Linked DNA regions of Homo sapiens: region 1 is linked to region 2. Evidence: read pairs that join two places in POLR2A ChIA-PET (ENCODE). Cell type or tissue: PC-9. All regions are shown on one strand. Links, peaks and the distances in the headings refer to the core of each region. The heading gives the core; the rest is flanking DNA. Region 1 holds the start of LOC105371771 (a long non-coding RNA gene). Region 2 holds the start of STAC2 (SH3 and cysteine rich domain 2).

What was found. Peaks named below come from ENCODE experiments on the same cell type or tissue, not always from the same donor. Only the 100,000 strongest peaks of a DNase experiment are listed, where the experiment ranks them.
Region 1: POLR2A ChIA-PET joins it to region 2 with 6 read pairs; 2 of 35 experiments call an interaction of 5 or more read pairs at or near these places.

Annotation. Positions count from the first base shown.
Region 1 is chr17:39,588,776-39,600,642 of GRCh38, reverse strand. It overlaps LOC105371771 (a long non-coding RNA gene), which reads left to right and starts at 2,377. Exons shown (of 3, transcript XR_934746.3): 1 at 2,377-2,781; 2 at 2,893-3,102; 3 at 5,737-5,911. RefSeq lists a silencer at 333-627. In PC-9, for the core only: no CTCF peak of the experiment used is centred there; no DNase peak of the experiment used is centred there; H3K27me3 peaks cover 3,128 bases.
Region 2 is chr17:39,223,849-39,235,715 of GRCh38, reverse strand. STAC2 (SH3 and cysteine rich domain 2) reads left to right here and starts at 9,771. Exons shown (of 11, transcript NM_198993.5): 1 at 9,771-10,303. The coding sequence starts at 10,214. RefSeq lists an enhancer at 10,013-10,513. In PC-9, for the core only: no CTCF peak of the experiment used is centred there; a DNase peak (open chromatin) is centred at 6,245.

The sequences.
Region 1 (11,867 bases), core at 3,822-7,821, 360 kb before region 2:
TTAAGGCACCTGAGGAGAAAGAGAAGGCAGACGCCAGGACTGAGCAGCTTTAGCCTGACCTACCCTCCCAACCCCTCCATGACAACAGAGGGGCAGCGCGGAGGGACTGCATCTGACCTGCTCCAGTGTGCTCAAAGGAGGATGCTGCTTTTTGCGAAAAGTGGGAGGGGCAGATGGGCCTCTGCTGTCAGAACAGGCTCCCCAACTCACAGCCCAAGACACTGTCATTTTTCCATCCTTCAGGGCTGGGATACCCAGGCGCTGGCCACGGGGCCAGAGCAGAAATGACACCTGAACTGTGAGAAACCTTAAAACCCTGCCCCGGTTCTGAATCCTGAAGCAGCTTCTGCCTTTCTGTCCTGCAGCTTTAAAAATTCTCGACAAAGTTTCCCTGGGTGAGAAGTGGTAAGAAAGGGCGCAGCTGCCTTGGGAGGGCTGTTCTGCTCTGGAAACTTTCTCCAACCTAAAGCACTGGGACAGGGGCGCCAGCCCTGGGAGTGTGGACGTGAGAAGAAGGCCAAGACCGGGGCTGGGTTCACAGGAAGGAGGGCAACGGATTTCAGGAGGGAGATGCGAGGAGCGGAGTCACCTTAGTTCCCTAGGGCAGGGAAGGGAAGCTGGGGCGCTCCGAGGGGAGGAGAAGAGGGAACCTCTAGGCGCCGGCCATGCCCAGGGAGCTGGGGCACAGCGTTGGGTGGAGACGCTGCCCAGATGTGAGCCAGGGTATGGCTCTAGCGCAGCCAACTCTCCTGCCCTCTCCAGCGCGGGAGCGCAGCGAGGTCTCCCCGCGCTGACAGGGGCTGCGGAGTTCCATACCAGAGTGTGTGTCTGGTGTTCGGGTATTTAAACCTCTCTCCCAGCTTCTGTCAGTATCTGTCTGCGTCTCATTCCTCTTTTCGGAATTAATTGAATTAGGAACGGGTCTTTCCGGGTCTCTTCCGCCTCCCGCCTGAGGCTGAGCTGGCCAGGAGGCCAAGGCTGCTAGGTCAGGTCCCACAGGGGTCGCGGGAACCCCCGAACCCCTTTGGGGACCTGCATGCCAGTTCCTACTCTTAGCCAAGTCTTCACCAAGGGCACAGCTGGGCGGGGTCTGGGCAGTTCGCCCGGTTTGGGACATCTGTTCTCGCCAGAGTCGCATTAAAAGCGAGGGGTGGGGGTGGGGGGCTCAGAACCAACCCCTCAAGCCTGAGCCGGTGCCCCCTTTCTTGACCGCAGGCGGAGGCAGGAGGGCACAACGGACTCACATAGTTTTTTCCTTCTCCCTTGGGAACAGCCCGAGAATGGGAGTGAGGGCACTGGGGCTTTCTCTCTTCCCTTCATCTCTCCCACTTCCCAATCAGATGCCACATCCAGCCTCAGTCTTGGAGGGCAGCAGGGTACCCCTGCCCCCAGGAGCCGCAGGGGAGCCCCTGGAGGGGCCCGCGCCGGGAATACCGCGGAGGCTGCCGGCCGGCCGGGCTCAGAGCGGATCCCGCTTGCAGCGAACTCGCGCTCGGCCGGGCTCCCAGGCCGAGGCTGGGGCGCGGCGCAGGGGGAGGGTTAAAAACAACTCAATTAAAATATCAAAAACATTTGGGTTTATATGGAATGGAGGGCGGTGCTTTAAAAAATATATCGGAAGAACCACAAAGAGCCAAAGCAAAACCAAACCAAAATCCTTAACTACTGATAATCTTGTAGAAAAAGACAGAAAAATCCCGCAGACACTTCTCCCTGGTACCACCACGGAAAAGCTCCCTCCTGGCCAACCCCAGCGCCCGGACGCCCCTTCACCACCCCAGAGCCCTGGCGCTGAGCCCAGGTCGCCCCCTGCCCACCCTCGCGCGTTGGTGCCAGTCTGTGCCACTCAGCCGGTGCCCGGTGCCCGGTGCCAGGCGCGGGGGGAAGGCGGGGAGGAGCCGAGGCTCCAGCTTAAATTCCATGGCATCTGTTCATTATTATACAGTGAGGATTTTTATATGGACAGCTAAATTAAAGACAGATTTTTGCCAGAATTGCAGATCCCATAAAAATGATGACACAGGATGGGGGCTTTTTCTTTTAAAAAAAGAAAGTAGGAAAGATTAAAAAACACAACCCCACAAACCACAGCCCAAACCCCTCTGTGCCCCCTCCTCTGTCGTGACCAGTTTCTTTGCCCCCTTTTTCTTCGTCCACTAAGTAGGGATGACCAGGGAGAACCAAACCCCAGGGCTGTTCATGCCCAGCCAGCTCACAGATGCCCAGTGACCAACCAGCTCACTCCCACAGCCGCTGGCAGGGGCAGAGGCAGGACAGCCAGGTCAGGCGTGGAGGGCCAGGGTGGGACAGGAGCAGGAATGGGGTCCGCTCTGGAAGGCAACGTCAGAAAGGGACAGTAGCCAGGGAGACTTGACCTTTCTGTGTTCCTAAATCAAAGGGCAGGCTGCACTTTTGGCTGGTGGCCAAGGTTCTGGAGGCAGCCGGTGAGGACCAGGCATGCAGTGCGAACCGCTCGGGGCACCGGACAGCATCCACTTCCCGCGCACCCACGAAGAGGGCAATATAAGAACTGGGCACTCAGCACGATTTGCAATTCATGGGAGTTCTGGAATTTTGAATTTCAGAGGTTCTAGAATGCTGGAACTTGCACCTTGGTGGTGTTCTAGAACTCTCAGGGATACTGGATTTCTAGAACTACAAAAGGGTCCTGCGTGAGGGGACAGATCTCGCGGACTTTAGAGTTTCTCTCTGCCACCACTTAACTTTGAAGCTCCGTGATGATGTTGTGGGGCCCTTGGGGCCGCTGAAATGTCTGGGCAGGTAACACAAGGAGGAGAGGAAGGGGGGCATTCATCGGGGGCACGGGGACTGTCCCCCCAAATTAATGGGAGCTTTTCTTATTTTTCTTTCTTTTTTAAAATATGTTTTCAGGGAAGAAAAATATCTGTAGAGTTCTGCGTCTTCCAGACAATTGCTCTATCTGTGTCTGTGTCTGTCTGTGACTCTGTCTGTGTAGCTGTCTGCTTGTCTCTCTCGGATTCGGAGCTGACAGAATTCATATCAGAAGAGTGAACGCAGGGACATCTGTGTGCGGAATGACTGTGCTGCTCGAACCTGCCAATCGCTCCTGGCACGAGCTGGGTAACAAATGCCTGTTACCTCGGAATGCTGGCGGGTGGGGGGGAGGGCTCCTGGCACCACCCCGACTGCGAAGCCCTGCCAAGGCCCCCTCCTGCCCGCTGTGGGTCCCGCCCCCTTCCCTGAGTTGGGGGTCCGTGGAATTGGATTATTCATTAATTAGCAGTGATTAGAAAATTTGGGTGTCTCTCAGCCAGGGCCAACCCGGTCTTCTCCACCTCCCTAATCTCAATCCCTACTCCCCTCCCGTCCTCCCCCCACGTTTTCCGGATTAACTCGGGGTTTCTACTGAGGGCAGGCAGCCAGTTGATGGTGATGGGGGGCGGCTCAGGAATGCAGGAAAAGGGGTCTCTAGAGGAAAGAATTCCTCCAAAGTTGCCAGGAGGAGTTTCTGTCGTGAAGTGTGAGGGTCCGTGTAGAGGATCTTCGTAGACGCGGTGGCTGGGATGGGCTGTAGGGTGGGGCAGAGGTCGAGAAGGACATAGACAGTGGAGAGATGGGAGTGAGTGGATGCGGGAGAAGGGAAGGAAGGACACAAGGGAAGAGGTCCGAACAGCGCCCAATGGTTCCCTCCGCGCTGGGAGCCGCCACTGCCACGCCGCGGGCCTCCCGGGCCTCCTGGCCCAAGCCTCCAGCCGTGCTCCCGGATCCATCACCCGGTTTTGCTATTGGGAGTTGGGGGAGGAGGAGGGCGCCACGCCACAGCCGGTGCCAGCTGCGGGGGTGGTGGGGGGAGTTATTGCGAGGAGGGGCGGAGAGCACATCTAAAATTCCGAGACATCTGTTCACCCAGGGAGGAGACACCGCGCGCAAGAAGGCTGGGCGCCCCCGCCCCATCCGCTCTGCAACTGATTGCGCCAGGCCGGGACCTCCGCACCCGAGGCCACCTACGCGGCCAGTGCGGGGAGGAGGAGAGGAGGGCGTCAACCGCGGGATCCAGCAGGGGCAGGGGGTGGGGGCGCGGGAGCTGCCGCCCCACTGATGGATTCTTAGAAGGGGAGAATCGTGGCTCTGGGGAGGGCTGTGTAGGGAAGACGTCCTGAAAGGGAGGATGTGGAGGGACGTTGGCTGAAATAGATCCCCTTCGCCAGCTCCCTCACCTCCTGCTTCCCCACCCCCTCCCACATACCAGAGCACCCACAGACACCCCCACATACACACATACACACAGACTCCAGTCAGGACACACTCGGATAGAAATCTCCAATTCCTGTGAACGCACGCAAGTCTGCATAACTGGCCCCTTTCCCACTCCATCACTTATTCATTCAAGCAACTTTATTGGGTGCCCTGTCTGTGCCAGGCCTGGGCTGGGTATCAGGAAACACCTTCCTGCCCCTCAAGGCCTGGTGCGCACATTCGGATACCCAAGTGCATAGGCGCACACATTGCCCTCACACTCACCCTGACTCTTTGTTCTTATAGAGGGGTGGGAGCTGGAGGGAAGGAGTTCCAGTAGCAACACGCTCCCCCTCCTCTGTAAGCAGCTTCACCGGGGAAATCCAGCACAGGGTCTGGGGGACCCAGCAGGGAGTCCTGGACCCACTGCCAGCCACTTGCCACTTTCTTACCTAGTCTCTATTGGCAGGAGCCCCTGCCCCAGGTTTTACTTGAAGAAGCTCCAGCCTCACTTCCCGCCAAACCTCAATGACCACCCCTCTCTCTTTGGTGCCCTGGCCTGGCACCTGCCCCTCCACCAGGGCTGCCCTAGCTGCACCAACAGAGGCCAGGCCTCTCGGCTGGGAAATGTCCATGTGGTTGCTACTTAAAAACTGATTTATGAGGCCGTGGAGGCTGTGGAGGCTTGGCCTGCGGTCCTGGTAGTAATCAAGGGCATATGCCCATCTTGCCTGGCACTGCCCAGCTTGTGAGCCCAGCCCTGGCCTCTGCTCTTCTGCTGGGAAGAGAGAGGCATAAAAGGCACTAAGTCTCCTTTCTTTCCAAGCCATCTCTCTCCTCCTCCACTCTCTTTCCTTTCCTCCTCCTCCTCTTCTTCCCTTTCCTCTCTCCCTCCTCCCTTCATCCCTCCTCCTTCCCTCCCTCCCTTTCTCTTCCTTCTCTCCCAAGTGGCACGGACCAGCCTGTGTGCCGGGCTGGCGCTCACAGCTGCAGCCCATCTGCTATGATTGAATGGTGACAGTGATGAGACAGGAGCTGGGGAGAATAGGGGGACATGGGGACTGCCCTGCCACCCCTCGCCCCTCCTAGGCCAGTCTCCACATGCTTCTTTGACCTCCAGCAGGAGACCATCCATTCTGCCCATGCAGGGTGGGGGAATCCCACTCTAAGTAGTGAGGGAATTCCTTTCCTTCCAACTAGATTCCTGAGAATAAGAAAAGGGACAAGAAAGGAGCAGAGGGTGAGTTGAAGAAAGTGAATGAAGAGAAGGAATTGGGATTGGAAGAGGAGTCTGGAAGAAATGACCCAAACCCACACAGGCTTGGGTGGGGCCCGGACAGGAGCACTGCATGGGGCAGATGGCTGAGGCTCCAGGCTGGATAGGGAGGCACTGATGTAGGTCCAGGGTCCAATTTCTTCAGGAATCCAGGAAAACCTCCGTGACAGCCTCTGGTGGGAAAACTCAGTGACCTGTACCCTAGACTTTTCTTATCATGGGGTATTCGCTTTGCATTCCAGAAAACCTCTTGGCTGCCTCTCTTCAGGAGTAAATTTGAAGATCTAAGAAATCACAGTCCTCCATGTGTGCAAAGGAAGACCTAAAAGTGTTGAACCTAAGGGCATAGCAAGAAGGTCTAGTTATGCGTGAAGAATTCCTGAACTGGGCCGGGTGCGGTGGCTCATGCCTGTAATCCCAGCACTTTGGGAGGCCGAGGTGAGCAGATCAACTGAGGTCAGGGGTTCGAGACCAGCCTGACCAACATGGAGAAACCCCATCTCTACTAAAAATACAAAATTAGCCGAGTGTGGTGGTGCATGCCTGTAATCCCAGCTACTTGGGAGGCTGAGGCAGGAGAATTGCTTGAACCTGGGAGGCAGAAGTTGTGGTGAGCCAACATCATGCCATTGCACTCCAGCCTGGGCAACAAGAGCAAAACTCTGTTTCAAAAAAAGAAAAAAAAAAAAAAAGAAATCCCCAATGATCCAGTGCAAAACCAAGATGTAACAACAACAACAATATGGAAGGTAACATACACTTGGAGCTTGTGATATGTTAGTAATTGACTCAGCGTTATACATGAGTTGATAATCCTCTCAACAACCCTATGAGCTTGGGACTGTCATTATACTTATACCACAGACAAAGACACTGAGGTAGATGTGCCCAGCTGGCAGCCTAGGCCTTCTTCCTCTTTTTCTTTCTTTTTCTTTGAGACAGGATCTTGTTCTGTCACCCAGGCTGGAGTGCAGTGGTGAGATCTTGGCTCACTGCAACCTCCACCTCCCAGGCTCAAGCAATCATCCCACCTCAGCCTCGCGAGTAGCTGGGACTATAGGCATGCACCACCACACCCAGATAGTTTTTTATATTTTTGTAGAAATGGAGTCTCGCCATGTTGCCCAGGCTGGTCTCAAACTCCTAGAGTCAAGTGATCCACCCGCCTCAGCCTCCCAAAGTGCTAGGATTACAGGCATGAGCCACCATACCCAGCTGAGCCTAGGCCTTTTTCTCAAATTGTAGGAAGAAAAGAGAATAACAGAAGGTCCAGAACTTTCTAGAAGACGATCCAATATCCTTTTCTTCCTACTTACTCCTCTCCCTCTGCTCTCTTCTTCCTTTTCCTCTGCCTGCTCCTCATCCTCAATTAACCCAGTACCCACTCTCCAGGGCCTACCCAAGCATGTGGCATCTGCCTCCTGCCACTGCTTACATATGAATAGGTGGAAACACCCCAGGAGACACCCACTGTCCTCACCCCACCCATGAGGAAACCACACATGCACTTGACTGCATCTGACCTCACCTTCCTCGCCAGAGCAGCTGCTCCTCACATCGGTAGTCCTGGCCCACAGGGTCTTTTTGCCCAAAGCTCTGGGTGAAGAATGCCACTGTGAACAGCTGCAGGACTAGGCTGGAATTCCAGTCTTATCTGGGCCCCTGGGACACTTGAGGGGAGCAATTTGCTCCAACTGGCACACTTTCCCTGCCCCTTCCCTGGACACAGGAGTCTGTCTGGTTCACTCAAGCCCTGCCTTACTCTTGCCATCTGCATCTCCACCCTCTTCCTCCCTCTTTCCTTCCTTCTTTCATCCTCTCATCCATCACACACATTCTTTCTCCTTCTCTTTTCTCTTTTTTCTCTCTCCCGTCTTCCCTTATCCCCTTCCACCTAGTTATATGATAACCCCTTCAGTCCTTGAAGATGTCTCCCCACCAGAAGAGTGGGCATTCCTCATGTTACATAAATTCCACAACTAAGGGGCTGCTGATGGGAGAGCCATCCCTATTAGGGATGCAATCTCTCTGAAGGGAAGTTTTTTTTTTTTTTTTTTTTTTTTTTTTTGTTGTTGTTGTTGTTGTTGTTTTTTCCTCAGGAGACAGCAAAAGGAACCCATAATCCAATCTGATGGATAAGCATTAAGCAGTCACTAAATCCCTGCAATCCCCAGAACAAATCCAGATCAACAGTGTTGTCCACTTGCCCAACACAAATTGAGATAAGTAATCAGGTAGGGAGCTATCTGCAGGTCCACTATAGGGCTTTCCCAGGTCCATCTCCTTTCCCTACTATTTTCAGGTCATCTAGGGCAAGGTGGCATATGGAAGGAGTAACTGGAGGCCACAGGAGCCACACATTCAGGGGACAGGGATGGGGCTGAGATCATCTTCCATCCTCTTCTTCCTCTCCTAGTCCCAGGGTTCAGACAGTCCTTGGTCCTCCTGGAATCCTTTACATTCTATCTCCCTTACCACCAGATTTCTCTCTCCCCTCTCTTCTTTCTCCTCCATTGCTTCTTTTTTGTCCACCACCCATTCCCAGGTCTTTTTCTCCCTTCTACTTCCTGTTAGTGCTTCCATAGGGAGGACGTTCAAACATTCTTGTTTCAGCACCACGGACAGAGACACCAGGTGGATTTGCCTAAATGTCCTAGGCGGGTCAGGTTCTGTCTGGATCCGTGCAAGTGGTGACCACTCATAAATTTCTCTGGGGGGGTGTGAGCGTGCGTGTGTGTACCCGAGCCTGTGTGAACGCCTGTGTCTGTGTCCCTCTGGGGCACACGCCTGTGGGCGTCTCTGGGTGCATCTGTGTGTTTGTATCTGTCTGTGCTGTGTCCCTGCCTGCTCCCCGAGTCCCTGGCTGGGAAAGGGGATGGGATGGGGACGCTCCGTTCTGGAGGTGGGGGAGGCAGCGGGTGGCTTGGTATCCCAGCCGGTCCTGGGGGCGTCATCCTTGCCCAGACGCGCGCCAGGCACCATGTGGCATGTGTGCCAGCCGGCACAGGCTGAGGGCATTCTGCCCAGCTTGGGGAAAAGTAGGGGGAGGCAGCGAGCTGGAGACGGGCAGGAAGAGGTGGAGAGCTGAGCTCAGAACTCAACTCTGGGGCCAGCCCCTTTTTCCATCCTGTGGGAACTCCACCCACCAGCACATGCTTGAGGAAATTTACAAGTTACCTGCCTTTCTGAGGCCCCAGACAACCAGATAATCATCCCTTCACACACACATATCCTGAGAGAAATGCACAGAATCCAGGCTGTTCTGACTTGCATGCATGTGTGCAAATCACCTGGTCCTTTGCACACCAATTATTACACAAATGCACACACACATATACAGAAGGGTAAATGCACCTGCACAAACACCAAAGCCATCCTCAGAGGATGAATACAAGAATCAGCCTTTTGTATCACAGAGCAGGATCCTGCACTACACAGATGGGAACCTACCTCCTATGACACCAGGCAACTGCTCTAAGGGTCTGGTAAGTCTTGTGAGAGCTGTGCCCTCCCCAAGAAATGGTCACATTTCCCCAGCAAAGGGCAGGCCCTGGAGTTGTCATCAGGGGTGCCTGCCCTCTGCACCCAAGGAAGTCTGGAAAGATATTGCTGCCTCTGTGCTCCATTTGAAAGAATAAATGAGAAGGAAGAGAAAGGCATCACAATGCCTCTGCCCTTCCTCCACCCATGCAGCCAAAGTCCTCATCCCCCAAGAGAGTCTGGTGTACTGGAGAGAAGTCCAGGTTTCTCATCCCATTCCTAACTGGCTATTTGACCCTGGGTAGGTTATTTCCCAATGAGATTTTAAAATGACAATTAATGTAAAGCACTTAGTTCAAGTGAGTTTTCATTAAGTGGTCACTATTATTGTTTTATTACTACTGTTATTATTATTGTATTATTAATACTGTGGAAAGAGTGGTCAGCAAGATTTAACGAAATAATGTAGCCAACGCTTCTAGCATAGTATCTGACCCATAGTGGGTACTCAATGAATACGAGTATAGTATGAATTTTGTGGTAGAATTTCAGGAACTTAGACAGTTAAAGGGAACTGAGAATGACAGAATTCTCTCTCCAAAATTCCCTCTCCAAACTAGAGAGATGCATTTCCAAGAATAGCAGGAAGAATGGAAGTTAGACATGTAAAAAAGCTAAAGGACAGGCCGGGCATGGTGGCTCGAGCCTATAATGTCAGCACTTTGGGAGGCCGAGGCAGGCGGATCATCTGAGGTCAGGAGTTCGAGACCAACCTGGCCAACGTGGTGAAACCCTGTCTCCACTAAAAATACAAAAATTAGCTGGGCGTGGTGGTGCACGCCTATAATCCCATCTACCTGGGAGGCTGAGACATGAGAATCACTTGAACCTGGGAGGTGGAGACTGCAGTGTGCCGAGATCGCATCACTGCACTCCAGCCTGGGCGATAGAGCGAGACCCTGTCTCAAATTAAAAACAAAACAACAACAAAACAACAACAACAAAAAAACGCTAAAGGACAAGCCAGGAAGCAATAGAGTGTGGTGGTGAGAGGAGACTCCCTTGGTGTGGGCATCCAGGCCTCCATCCCTCAGGGCCAGGGAAGCCTCACATGAACCCTTTATTGTTTTTAGTTCTGGGGTACCTGTGCAGGATGTGCAGGTTTGTTACATAGGTAAACGTGTGCCATAGTGGTTTACTGCACCTATCAACCCATCACCTAGATATTAAGCCCAGAATGCATTAGTCATCCTTCCTAATACTCTCCCTCCCCCACCCCACCCTCTGACAGGCCTTAGTGTGTGTTGTTCCCCTCCCCGTGTCCATGTGATCCCAGCATTCAGCTCCCACTTACAAGTGAGAGCATGCAGTGTTTGGTTTTCTGTTCCTGCATTAGTTTGTGGAGAATAATGGCTTCTAGCTTCACCCATGTCCCTGCAAAACACATGATCTCATTCTTTTTATGGCTGCCTAGTATTCCATGGTGTATATGTACCACATTTTCTTTATCCAGTCTATCACTGATGGGCATTTGGATTTTCTTTGTTGTTGTTGTTGTTGTTTTTGAGACAGGGTCTCACTCTGTCACCCAAGCTGGGGTACAGTGGTGCTATAACAGCTCACTGCAGCCTCAACCTCCTGGGCTCAAGTGACCCTCCCACCTCAGACTCCCAAGTAGCTGGGACCACAGGCGTGGGCCACCATGCCTGGCAAATTTTTTTTTTTTTTTGAGATGAGGTCTCACTATGTTGCCTAGGCTGGCCAAATCTGAATTCTTTATCCACATGTCTTTCCATATGCTTCTCCTCTTGGCTTCCCCACTTCAATAAATGGCAGCACCCAGTTCAAGACAGAAACCCGAGTCACCTTTAAGCTCACCTTGTCCCTCACGCTCCACATAGACTCTCACTAAGAATCACTGCATCTTGCTCCAAAGTGCATCTCAAATCCAGGCTCTTCTCTTCTTCCTCAGTGTTTCCCCCCAAGCCAGGTCACATCACCTCTTCCCTGAGTCTCTGCTCCAGTCTTTCACCTTGCCTCTCTCTGATCTATTCTCCCATAGCAGCTGGGGTAACCTTTTTTATTTTTACTTATTTATTTTTGAGCTGGAGTCTCACTCTGTCACCCAAGCTGGAGTGCAGTGGCGCGATCTCGGCTCACTGCAACCTCCACCTCCCAGGTTCAAGCGATTCTCCTGCCTCAGCCTCCTGAGTAGCTGGAACTACAGGCGCCCGCCACCACACCCGGCTGGTTTTTGTATTTTTTTTTGGTAGAGATGGGGTTTCACCATGTTGGCCAGGCTGGTCTCGAACTCCTGACCTCGTGATCTGCCCGCCTTGGCCTCTCAAAGTGCTAAGATTACGGGCGTGAGCCACCGCACCTGGCCTGAGGCAATCTTTTAAAAATATAGGCTGGGTCATTTTACTCCCTGGCTTAAAACCCCCAGTCCTTAGCATATAGAATAAAATAACTCTGGTTGCCTAAAGCTTGGGGGTGTGGAGGAAAATGGGGAGTAATTTTGAATGGGTATAGTTGCTTCTTGGGGTGATGAAAGAATTCAAACCTGATTGTAATCATGGTCCCTGCCTCCCTTCCTGGTGTCCTTTTCTGTCTCTCCTGCTCCCTCTCCTTGCACCAGCCTCACTGGCTTTTCCTTCCATTTTGCAAACACTAAGAGCCCCATCCTAGGACCTGAGCTGCTTTTTTTTTTTTTTTTTTTTGACAGAGTCTAGTTCTGTTTTGCCCAGGCTGGAGTGCAGTGGTGTGATCTCGGCTCACTGCGATCTCCGCCTCCCGGATTCAAGTAATTCTCCTGCCTCAACCTCCTGAGTAGCTGGGATTACAGGCACCTGCACCATGCCCGGCTAATTAGTGTATTTTTAGTAGTGTCGGA
Region 2 (11,867 bases), core at 3,754-7,753:
TTGCAGTGCTCTACTAAGGTCCTTCATGGTAATTATCCAACGTGCAGTGAAGGTTTGCGTACTTTGTCTAATGTCTTTTTTCCCACCAGAGTGAAATCTCCCAGAGGGCAGGGACTAAGAGACGTGCACTAGTGTTGGGGTTAAGAGCACGTTTATTTTCTTTTCTTCCTTCTTTTTGTTTTTTTTTTTTTTTTTTGAGACCAAGTCTCACTCTGTCGCCCAGGCTGAAGTGCAGTGGCATGATCTCAGCTCACAGCAACCTCCGCCTCCCGGGTTCAAGCGATTCTTGTGCCTCAGCCTCCCGGGTAGCTGGGATTACAGGCACATGGACCACGCCCAGCTAATTTTTGTATTTTTAGTAGAGACAGAGTTTCACCATGTTGGCCGGGCTGGTCCCGAGCTCTTGACCTCAGGTGATCTGCCCGCCTTGGCCTCCCAAAGTGCTGGGATTACAGGCATGAGCCACTGCGCCCAGCCAGAGCATGTTTCTTGAGATGGACTCTGAGAGTTCAAGCCCAGCTGTGTGGCCTTGGGCAAGTGACTTAACCTTTCTGAGCCTCTTGTTGCAACTGCATAAGGGGGATGATGAGAGCTTTTACCCCAGAAGTAAAGACAATAATTGAGCCCTCAATAAATATTCCCCTTTACTCCATCGTTTCCCCAGGGCCTAGTACATCAAAGGTTTATTTAACACTTAAGGATATAGGTTTATTTGTATAACACTTCTAAGTATAGAGGGTCTGTTTCTTTTTCTTTCTTTCTTTTTTTTTTTTTGAGACAGAGTCTCGCTCTGTTACCCAGACTAGAGTGCAATGGTGTGATCTCAGTTCACTGCACCCTCCACCTTCTGGGTAAAACGATTCTTGTGCCTCAGCCTCCTGAATAGCTGGGACTACAGGCGCCCGCCACAATGCCTGGCTAATTTTTGTATTTTTAGTAGAAACAGGTTTTCACCATGTTGGTCAGGCTGGTCTTGAACTCCTGACCTTAGGTGATCCACCTGCCCTGGCCTCCCAAAGTGCAGGTGCTGGGATTACAGGTGTGAGCCACTATACCCAGCCAAGGGCCTGTTTCTTTTTTTCTTTTTTTTCTTTTTTTTTTTTTTGAGACGGAGTCTGGCTCTGCTGCACAGGCTGGAGTGCAGTGGCATGATCTCAGGTTCAAGCGATTCTCCTGCCTCAGCCTCCCCAGTACCTGGGATTATAGGCACTTGCCACCACACCTGGCTAATTTTTGTATTTTCAGTAGAGATGGGGTTTCACCATGTTGGTCAGGCTGGTCTCGAACTCCTGACCTCAGGTGATCTGCCTGCCTCGGCCTCCCTAAGTGCTGGGATTACAGGTGTGAGCCACTGCGCCCAGCCAGGTCTGTTTCTTTAGTAGGCTGTTCTTCAGTGCTCAGTGTGACTTCAGACTACTTTTCAAACTTTCTTACGTAGTAGATACTATTTTTTTTCTGTTACTCTATTATTGATCCCCATTCTATAGATGGGGAAACTGAGACTCAGAGAGGTTAGGTAGCTAGCCCAGGGTCACACAGCTAGGAGGAAACAGAGCCAGGATTTGAACCCAGGCCATCTGAGTCACAGTCCCTGCTCTTTTTTTTTTTTTTCTGAGGCAGAGTCTCACTCTGTTACCCAGGCTAGAGTGCAGTGGCGCGATCTCAGCTCACTGCAACCTCCACCTCCCGGGTTCACGCCATTCTCCTGCCTCAGCCTCCCGAGTAGCTGGGACTACAGGCACCTGCCACCATGCCCAGCTAATTTTTTGTATTTTTAGTAGAGACAGGGTTTCACCGTGTTAGCCAGGATGGTCTTGATCTCCTGACTTGTGATCCACCTGCCTTGGCCTCCCAAAGTGCTGGGATTACAGGCGTAATCCACCAAGCCTGGCTAGTCCCTGCTCTTAATTACTGCTCTATGCCCCACTCGTCAGGATACATATGTGTGGGCTTTTATTTATTTTTCTTAGAGACAGGGTCTCATTTTGTCTCCCAGGTTGGAGTGTAATGGCACGATCATGGCTCACTGCAGCCTCGACCTCCCACACTCAAGCAATCCTCCTACCTCAGACTCCCAAGTAGCTGGGACTATGTGCTTGAGCCACCATGCCTGGCTAACTACATTTTTTTTTTTTTTGAGTCTCACTCTGTCACCCAGGCTGAAGTGCAGTGGCGTGATCTCGGCTCACTGCAACCTCCACCTCCCGAGTTCAAGCAATTCTCCTGCCTCAGCCTCCCAAGTAGCTAGGATTACAGGCACGTGCCACCACACCTGGCTAATTTTTTATATTTTTAGTAGAGATGGGATTTCACCATATCGGCCAGGCTGATCTCAAACTCCCGACCTCATGATCTGCTGGCCTCAGCCTCCCAAAGTGCTAAGATTACAGGCATGAGCCACCGCGCCCGGCCCTACAAAATTTTTCTGTAGAGATGGGCTCTCACTATGTTGCCCAGTCTAGTCTCAAACTCCTTGTCTCAAGTGATCCTCCTACTTCGGCCTCCCGAAGTGCTACCATTACAGGCATAAGCCATGCCCAGCCTTTTAAAAACAAATATTGGGCCAGGCGAGGTGGCTCTTCCTATCTATTTTCACTGTGAAGGCTTTGGCCACCAGAAGGATACTAGGAGCCCACTACTTGGTCCTCTGTGTCTAGTATGCTGTCCTCGGGAGCCAGAGAGACTTCCCTAAGACACAGGAATTACCCAATTACTCCTCTATGGAGAACACTCCATGGCCTCCTGTTACCCTCAGTGCCATCCTCAAGCTGGGCTGTGGAGTCCCTGGGTAACTATGGGTCATATTCCAGGCTATCCATGGCACACAATGGTTAGTGCTAAAAATCATATTTTTGGTAGGAAAACTAACACAGATATTCTTGGAGTCAAATGCAAGGCTTGCACCAATGTTTAACATAGAGCCTTGTCTTTAAATCCCTCTCAAGTTTGGAGTGAACCACTTTGCTTGCTCCCCACTCCCCGCCCCGCCCCGCCCCCCACGGTATCTCTGAATTGCTCTTCAGGGCTCCAGTGAATGAGTTCGAGAAGCCCCTTTGTGCAGAGAAAACTAGCTTCCTGATCCAGCACTCAAGGCCGTTTGTTCACTTTTTCCTGCCTTTGGTGCTCACCATCTCTCTCCCTCTGGGCTTTCCAGTAGCTCCGGAACCGGCTGTTCTGTTTCACACCTCCAGCCTTTGCCTAGGCTGTTCCCTCTGCTTAGGATATTCTAGTCCCCTCTGCCTTCCAGTCCACTCGATGGCCCCCGTTAGCTCAGCTTGATGTGGCCCTCTGTATTACCCCTCTCTGGGTCAGAATCTACAGAAGGGCCTCGAATGCAGGTACTAGGTGCCCCCGGTGCTCAGGACCATTCCATACACTTGGTAGGACCTCATGGTTTAGATGGTCTCCGATGCAGACCCTCCAAGGCCCCGCCTGAACCCCTGGGCTGCCCCGGTGCTGCTTTCTGTGCAGTCTGCAGGGGGCAGTGTGGGCCCAGGCCAGCCGCAGGTCCCCAGGCTGCTTCAGCTGGGTCTAGACTCCCCCGCCACAGGATCTCTCCCCAGGCGTTAACCCCAAGGGAGCAGTTAAAGGCAGGCTCAATCTTTCTGCCTCGAAGTCTCCTCGGCATCACCACACTCACGCTTGTCCCACACAGTAAGCCATGGGCACCCTCACCGCTAACACCCAATCCAGCTGCGACCAGACTTCATCCTCCCTCCTTTCCATACGCTCTCAGCCACAGCCCCTCCCCAGCCTGCGTGGGGCCTCCTCTCCAGCAAAAGATCCTCCATGAAGAATTCGGGGGTCCACAGTGCTCATCTCTCCAAAATTCTAACCCTCAACCATGCCCCTCCTCCGCAGGGCTCCACCCCCTTGCTTACCCCAAAGTTATGCTCTTGCTGTTACCTTGGTAACAGATGCTTTGTGGGTGGGTAAGGGGAATAGACTAGAGGACAGGAGCAGTGGCTTCAGGACACTGTTGGAAGCACAGGGGTGGGGGCTCAGTGTAGACAAACTGGCACAGGGCTGGGGAGGGGCAGCCAAGGGCTAGGACGCCCCACCCCCACCCCACCATGGCTGCTGTCAGCCCCGTGTCCCCAGCCTCAAGGAGAAAAGAAACAGAACAGAAGAGGACGTGTTCCTCGAGAGAGGGGTTTTCTTCATTGAGGAAAAGGAAACAGCTATAACCTCATTATCCCTTCAGAACAACTCTCCCAGAGATCCTGGCTTTGTGGTAGGGAGAGGGGGCAGCAGGAGCGAGGGCGTGAGGGATTGCATACACAGAGCCCATGTTGTTCCCCTCCAGGAGGCCTGGGGTGCAGAGCGCGGGAACAGCTCACCCAGGGCGAGTTAGGGACAGTGCCACGGGCAGTGGGAGGGTGGCTCCATGCCAGTGTCCCAAGCTCCAGGGGCTGGAGGCAGCAGGGGGTGTGGGGGGGCCTTCTCCAGCCCCTGGGGACCTGGCTGTCCCAGATGCCACAGCCGGGAAGTATGTCAGGCACTTGCGTAAGAGCCTTCTGTATTTCCATAAAATCATAATTACCGCTGCCTGCCATGAGCCTTAGCTCATTAGAGTGGTATCTGCCTCTCGGGCCCCCAGGTGGGCTGGTGGGGGGAGGCAGGGGACGCTGGGGCAAGGCCAGGCCTCTCACTGTGGTCTCTGCATCCCTGGCCCTGCTGGGCTTGGACCCCCTTCCTTTCCCCAGCTGGGAGACAGGAACCCAGACTCAGCTCCCAACCACATTGGGCACCTCCACACTAGACACCCTGATTCTAAAGCTGCCGGGAAAGGCCAGTCACTTATGTTTTCTGTCCTGGGTGACCCATGGGGCAGAGGCCACAGATGCAAAGGGCTTGGACTGGAGGTGTTGATGCAAAGATCACCACCATGGGAGGAGAAGCAATTCCTCACATCAGAGAATCTCAGCCACTCAGAGAGGAGAGTCCCTGGGGGTCATATAGGCCAGTGGCTCTTAATCTTTTGGGGATCTCAGATGCCCTGAGGAGCAGCTGAAAGCTCAACTCTGCCCAGAAAATGTTTATTATCTTCCATAATTTTACACAGCTTCGAGTGGTTCATGAACTCCCTGAAGCTCACTCACAAGTCCAAGGTTAAAAATCCCCAATAATAATATTACTATTAATAATAATTAGTAGTAATTAATAGTAACTAATAATAACATGAGAATTAACAGGCTGAGTTCAGTGGAACATGCCTGTAGACCCAGTTACTTGGGAGGCTGAGGTGGGAGGATCACTTGAGCCAGGGAGGTAGAGGCTGCAGTGAGCCATGACTGTGCTACTGCACTCCAGCCTGGGCAGCAGTGTGAGACCTTGTCTCAAAATAAATAAATGAATAAAATAACATCCATTTACTGTGCATTTATTCTGTCCATCTCTTTATTTTTTTATTTTTATTTTTTGAGATTGAATTTCACCCTTGTTGCCCAGGTTGGAGTACAGTGGTGCAGTCTCGGCTCTCTGCAATCTCCGCCTCCCAGGTTCAAGCAATTCTCCTGCCTCAGCCTCCCGAATAGCTGGGATTACAGGTGCCCACCACCCCATCTGGCTAATTTTTTGTATTTTTAGTAGAGATGGGGTTTTGCCACGTTGGCCAGGCTGGTCTCAAACTCCTGACCTCAGGTGATCCACCCGCCTTGGCCTCCCCAAGTGCTGGGATTACAGGCATGAGCCACCTCACCCAACCTGTCCATCTCTTTACGTACATTAACTCATGTAATCCTCAAAAGAGTGCTAAGAGATGTATCATTATTGCCCTCATTTTAATCCAACTCCTCATTTCAAACTAATCTAATCCAATTCTGCCAGTCTGACAAGAAGGAAACTCAAGTACCTTTAGAGATAGACAGCTCTCTGCCCAAGGTCACAAAACAGGAAGCAAAAGGCAGAGCTGGGCTGAGGACTGGTCTCTCTTCATGTGCTAGACATTGTGCTGCATGCAGATTTGAAGTCATCCCTGTCCCAGGGCTCCCAAGAGCCCACTGCCCACTTTCCCAACAAGAGGCACCCCAGTAGTTCTATTGCCACTTCTGAGGGAGCCCTCCAGAGTGTGGCTGCCATTCATCCCCCCGGCAGCACCTGGCCCTCGCTCTGCCTGCCCCTCGTTTCTACCCTCCGAATCTGAGATGGGGCAATGCTCCTTCCTTCCCAGGAGAGGCTGGCCAGGCTGCTTCCGCCTCGTCTCTGATCCACTGCAGTGGGAGTTGTCAGTACTAAGAGCAATGACTCAGACTTAGTTCAGGAGAGACCGCTCTGAAACACAAAGGCTGCAGGCCAGGAAGGACATCGAGAGGTCATGGCATCCATCCCCCTGCCTCCGCCATGCTTGCCCCACCTCAGGCTTCTGATGTCCAGACTAGATGAGCCCCACAGTCCTCCAACTTCCCTGGCTTTCCTCGGTTGCCAGAACTACGGGTTCCCCTGGGAATTCTTCTCTGTATCTAGTTAGCATCTCTTTGTCCAGGAATCACCACTTCTGGGTTGGTTACCCCACAGAATACCAGGCTCCAAATGGCCAAGGAAAGTGAGAGAAGGAAGCGGTTTTCTTCTCTCTGCCTCAGAGAAAGCACTGGGAAGGGACAAATTTCCCAGAAGAAAGGAGGGAAAGAAAAATAATGGCCGGGCACGGTGGCTCACGCCTGTAATCCCAGCACTCTGGGAGGCTGAGGCGGTCAGATCATGAGGTCAGGAGATCAAGACCATCCTGACTAACACGGTGAAACCCCGTCTGTACTAAAAATATAAAAATTTAGCCGGGCGTGGTGGCAGGCGCCTGTAGTACCAGCTACTTGGGAGGCTGAGGCAGGAGAATGGCGTGAACCCGGGAGGCGGAGCTTGCAGTGAGCCGAGATTGCACCACTGCACTCCAGCCTGGGCGACAGAGCGAGACTCCGTCTCAAAAAAAAAAAAAAGAAAAATAATGGACTTTCCTTGACTAGACGTGGTGGCGTGTGCCTGTAATCCCAGCACTTTATCGGGGAGGCCAAGTCAGGAAGATGGCTTGAGGTCAGGAGTTCAAAATGAGGCTGGGCCAACAAAGTGAGACCCCCATCCCTACCAAAATAAACACTTTTTTTTTTAAAATAAATTTTCCTGTCTTGTCTTCCTGTCTTGTCTGGGCTAAGTGCCACTCTACACTATCTCATTCATTCTAGCAGTGGGGTAGGCACGATGACTATTTTTCAGATGAAGAAACCAAGGCTATAGGCCAGACACGGTGGCTCATGCCTGTAATCCCAGCACTTTGGGAGGGTGAGGCAGGTGGATCACCTGAGGTCAGGAGTTCCAGACCAGCCTGGCCAACATGGTGAAACCTCTCTCTACTAAAAATACAAAAAATTAGCTGGATGTAGTGGCGGGCACCTGTAATCCCACCTACTCGGGAGACTGAGGCATGAGAATCGCTTGAACCAGGAGGCGGAGGTTGTGGTAAGCCGAGGTCCTGCTATTGCACTCCAACTTGGGCAACAAAAGCTAGACTCCGTCTCAAAACAAACAAAATCTCTAAAAGATTGAGTTATCTGCCCAAGGTCACACACTTAATTAGTGACCAAAGAGGTACTGGCCCCTAAGGAACCCAAAGCCCCTGCTCTTTGGGAGGAGACAGGGGCACCTCCCCCAGAAGATCTCCAAACTCAGAAGAAGGCCCTGTGTGTTCCAGCCCAGGATAAGTGGAGGGCCTGATGTTGCTGTCTCAATGCTGCAAGCATCCCAGCATCTGAGCTGCCCAGGGAGGGAAGGCTGGACTGGCCTGGGCTGGGCAGGAGTGAGAAGGACAGTCCAGTGGGAGATGGGGGAAGGTTGGCCATGAACAGGCCTTTGGGGAGACTGATTTGATGGCACTCAGGCTCCATCCCACCTTCCTCAGGAAATCTCGAAGTCAGAGCCCCTACAACCATGAACCCTCACTGTGCCCTTGTCCTACTTCTGCCACTGGCAAATAAATCTCTATTCCTGGACAGGGTAACCTGAGCAGGGCTCCAATGGTGAGCTCGTGCTTGGGAGGGCAGAGATCCTATGAATGGCTGTGTGCATGGGGGGAGGTGAGTGGGGGGTGGAGGTGTTCACCCCACCCCTCAACTTTCAGGCTAGCATAAGGGCCCCCTTCAGCACCTCAGGCCCCCCATGTGGCACCCCCCACCCACAATCTTACCACCCACAGCAGAGGAGGAGGGAGACTTAAACCCAGAAGTCTCTCCACCCACACCAGGGAAAGGTTCTCTCAGCCACCAGTGCATCTCCCTTTTCTTGGGCAGACCAAGAGAGGAAGCCAGATCTGCTGGTCAGAGCCAGAAGGGGCAGAAGGAAAGAGGGCTGGAGGTGAGGGAGGGGGACCTGAGAAAATGGGTCCCAGATAATCAACATGCATTAGAAGAGGTATCTTGGTCAGGTGTGGTGGTTCACACCTGTAATCCCAGCACTTTGGGAGGCTGAGGCAGGAGGGTCACTTGAGCCTAGGAGTTTAAGACTAGCCTGGGCAACATAGCGAGACTCCATCTCTACAAAAAATTTTAAAATTAGCTGGGTGCAGTGGCATGTGCCTGTGGTCCCAGCTACTTGGGAGGGTTGAGCCCAGGAGGTCCAGGCTACAGTGAGGTGTGATCAAGCCACTGCACTACAGCCTGGCCAATAGAGCAAGATCCTGTCTCCAAAAAAAAAAAAAAAAAAAAAAAAAAAAAAAGAAGAAGAAGAGAAGGAGAAGAAGAAATATTGGAAATATCTTGAACGGGCACAGTGGCTCACGCCTGTAATCCCAATACGTTGGGAGGCCAAAGTGAGAAGATCGCTTGAGCCCAGGAGTTGGAGATCATCCTGTGTAACATAGCAAGACTTGTCTCTACCAATAAATTTTAAAAATTAGCCAGGCATGGTGGCGTATGCCTGTGGTCCCAGCAACTAGAGAGGCTGAGGTGGGAGGATTGCTTGAGCCTAGGAGTTTGAGACTGCAGTGAGTTATGATCGCACCACTGCACTCCAGCCTGGGTGAAAGAGTGAAACCCTGTCTCTAAATAAAAAAATAAAAAAATAAAAAATAGAAGGTTATTGTGGAGAGAGGGGCACCTTGGAAGGTGATGGTGAGGACCTCTTCCCCCACCTCTCTGTATTATCCCCTGATCTAACTCCAGTTGTGGTAGGATCTTTAGGAGGGGAGCGTGTCTCAGAGAAGTTTGGGGACTTTGGGTGTGAGGACTGAGCCCCCATCTCTGCTGAAGTTCAGACGCCAAGACTGGAAGGGGATAGAGTCATCCGGCTTTCCATCACAAGGAGGAATTGTCCGGCCTGGCCTTTGACACATACACCATAGTCCAGTTGTGTGTATATTTGGAGAGAGCCTTTTCAGGGTATAAAGGCATCCAATTAATGGCACAGATGGGTCCCCATTCTTCCTTCACCAACCTCTGGCATCTATCAATCTTCGCTCTTTGGAAGTCCTAGCTTCGATCTCACTCTCCGCTATCTTGCTGCGGCCCCAACCTATTTCTATTCCCTGCAACCCATCCAGACGCTACTATGATCTCCCCAAGCTTCCCTCAATCTGGTCACGCCCCTCCATCCCGGGTTTTTCAGTGTGAAACTCCCTCCTCCGCTTCTTTCCCCGCCAAGCCCCGCCCCATCGTGTCGAGCCCCCCAAGACTCCGCCCAGTTCGCCCTCCTGGCCACCGAGGCAGCCAATAGCTGAGAGCCTGATTTGCAGGGCTGCGCGGGGGAGCGGCGTAGGGCAGGGGGCGGGACCAGGCGACCTCCTAAATCAAAGTTGGGCGGCGAGGACTGGGCGGAGGGGCCGCCGGGTGCCGGGCTGGGGCCGGCGGGGGAGGGGAGGGGATGGGGGGCGGGCGCAGCGGACGGCGGAGCCGGCTGGACACGGACAGCTCCTTGGCTCCCTCCCTCGGCTCATCCCCGCGGCCCCACTTCCCTCCTCCCCGCGCTGCGAGCAGCATCCTCTGCAGACCCTCGGTCCTCGCGCCCGGGGTCGTCCCGCTCCTGCGGCTCAGCGTGGTGGCCTCCCCTCGCCCGCCACCCCGGCAACTTTCTCTGCCCGCTCCCGCGGGTTGGGGGCTGCCGTGCCGGGGGCTAACTGGGGGCAGCCTCTGGAGAACGGCTTCAGAGTCCCGGAGACGCCCGCCACCCGCAGCCTGCCCGCGGTGGGCCTGCCGTCGGATCTCGGCACCCTCTCCTCCCCTCTCCCCGAACCATGACCGAGATGAGCGAGAAGGAGAACGAACCGGATGACGCGGCCACCCACAGCCCCCCAGGGACCGTCTCCGCCCTCCAGGAAACCAAGGTAACTTGGGGGGCGCAAGGCCTGTCCGCGCCCCGGGCCCGGGCGCCCTCTTCCCGGCGGGGTCCTCCTGTGGGCCCGGGCGTCCTAGGGTCGCGGTCGCGAGGCCCGCGTGACCACTGAGGCTCCGCGCCGCTCCCGGGGGTAGGAGTGGGTTGGCGACGAGGGGCCACAAGGAGCCCCCGATCACACCGGCACCGCACGCCCGCGCGCGCCATCGCGACCTTCTGGGGAGGCGGCCACTGGTCTTCGTTGGAGAGATGGGCGCAGCGAGGCCGGAGGGCGCGCGTGGAGCGGTGCGGGCGGGGTACGCGCCCGGCTGTGCGTGCGAGGCGCACCCTCCAGCGGCCGCCGGGTCCCAGTCCCGGGCTCAGTCCGCGCCTCTATCCTCGCTCGTGTCTCTGAATTTGTCTCTACAACCTGCGTGTCTGTGTCTTGGTGTCTCTGTGTGCGTCTCTCCCCGTCTCTCCCGGCGTCTCCGGGTGTTTATCTCCGCGTCTCAGGGCGTCTCTCCCTGCCCCTCCGCAGTCCTGCATTCCCCGCTCCTAGCCCTGTTGGGCTCGGGGACGCGAGGCCGCGGCCGGGGGTGCGCAGCTGCGGAGTCCGCGAGGGGGCCTGCAGCAGCGCCGGCCGTCGGTCACGGGCGAGGACGGGGGCCTGCGGTTGTGGCTCCAGACCAGAAAGACAGGCAGCCCCGCGCCCCACCACGGGAGCGGGACCAGAGGAGGGGGAGCGGGTAGAAGCAAAAAGAGAAGTCATCGTAATTAATGAATGTCATCATTAACCCTAATTATGGATGATTGTTACTCCTGAGGGAGTCACCATGAATAAATTACTCCCCGCGAAGGCAGGCGGAGCCCAGACTCCTGGCGCTGAAAGGGGTGTGGGGAGGCCGCCGCTCACACTCAGCACTCCCCCGACCTCTAATCCGTCTGCTCCCTTCCCAAGTTCTAGGTGCTGGCGACTGGCCCGCGAGAAGTTCTGTTTCTGCGGGATCAACCTGAGCGGGCCTGGGGTTGGGATAGAAAGGGCTGTGCCAAGGGCGCGCCCTGCCACCTCCCAGACTTCAGGCCAAGACCTCCTCCCTCCCCCTTCACCCGGTATTTTGTTCCCATCCTGCTCCTGTTCTCCAGAGGCGAAAGGGGACAGTGAGGACCAGAAATGATGGGAGCCTGGGCTCCGGAGGCGTCCTGGGTTCGCTAGGCTTCTTTCCACTGTCCCCCTTCCTCCTTCTTCCATCTTGACCATCCCGCAGGAGCTGAGGTTAATTCAAGGTCAAGGTCATCAAGGGAGTGACCGGAGGAGGAGGCCGTAGGGTCAGGGTGGAGTCTGGCAGAGGCACCCCAGGGAGCCCCCATCCTGCACCAGGGGACCCAGCAGGTCTCCACATTCAAGTCTTCACATGCACACCTGACTCTCTCTTGCCCCCTTCTAAAAATGAGACTCTGGTCTGTGAGGCCAGAGCTGACTCCCCTTTAGAGAGCCAAGTCTCAGTCTCTCCTGGGAAAGGACTAAGATGTTTGGGTGGGAGGATATTGCTTGGAATATTTGTGACAACTTCTGTCAA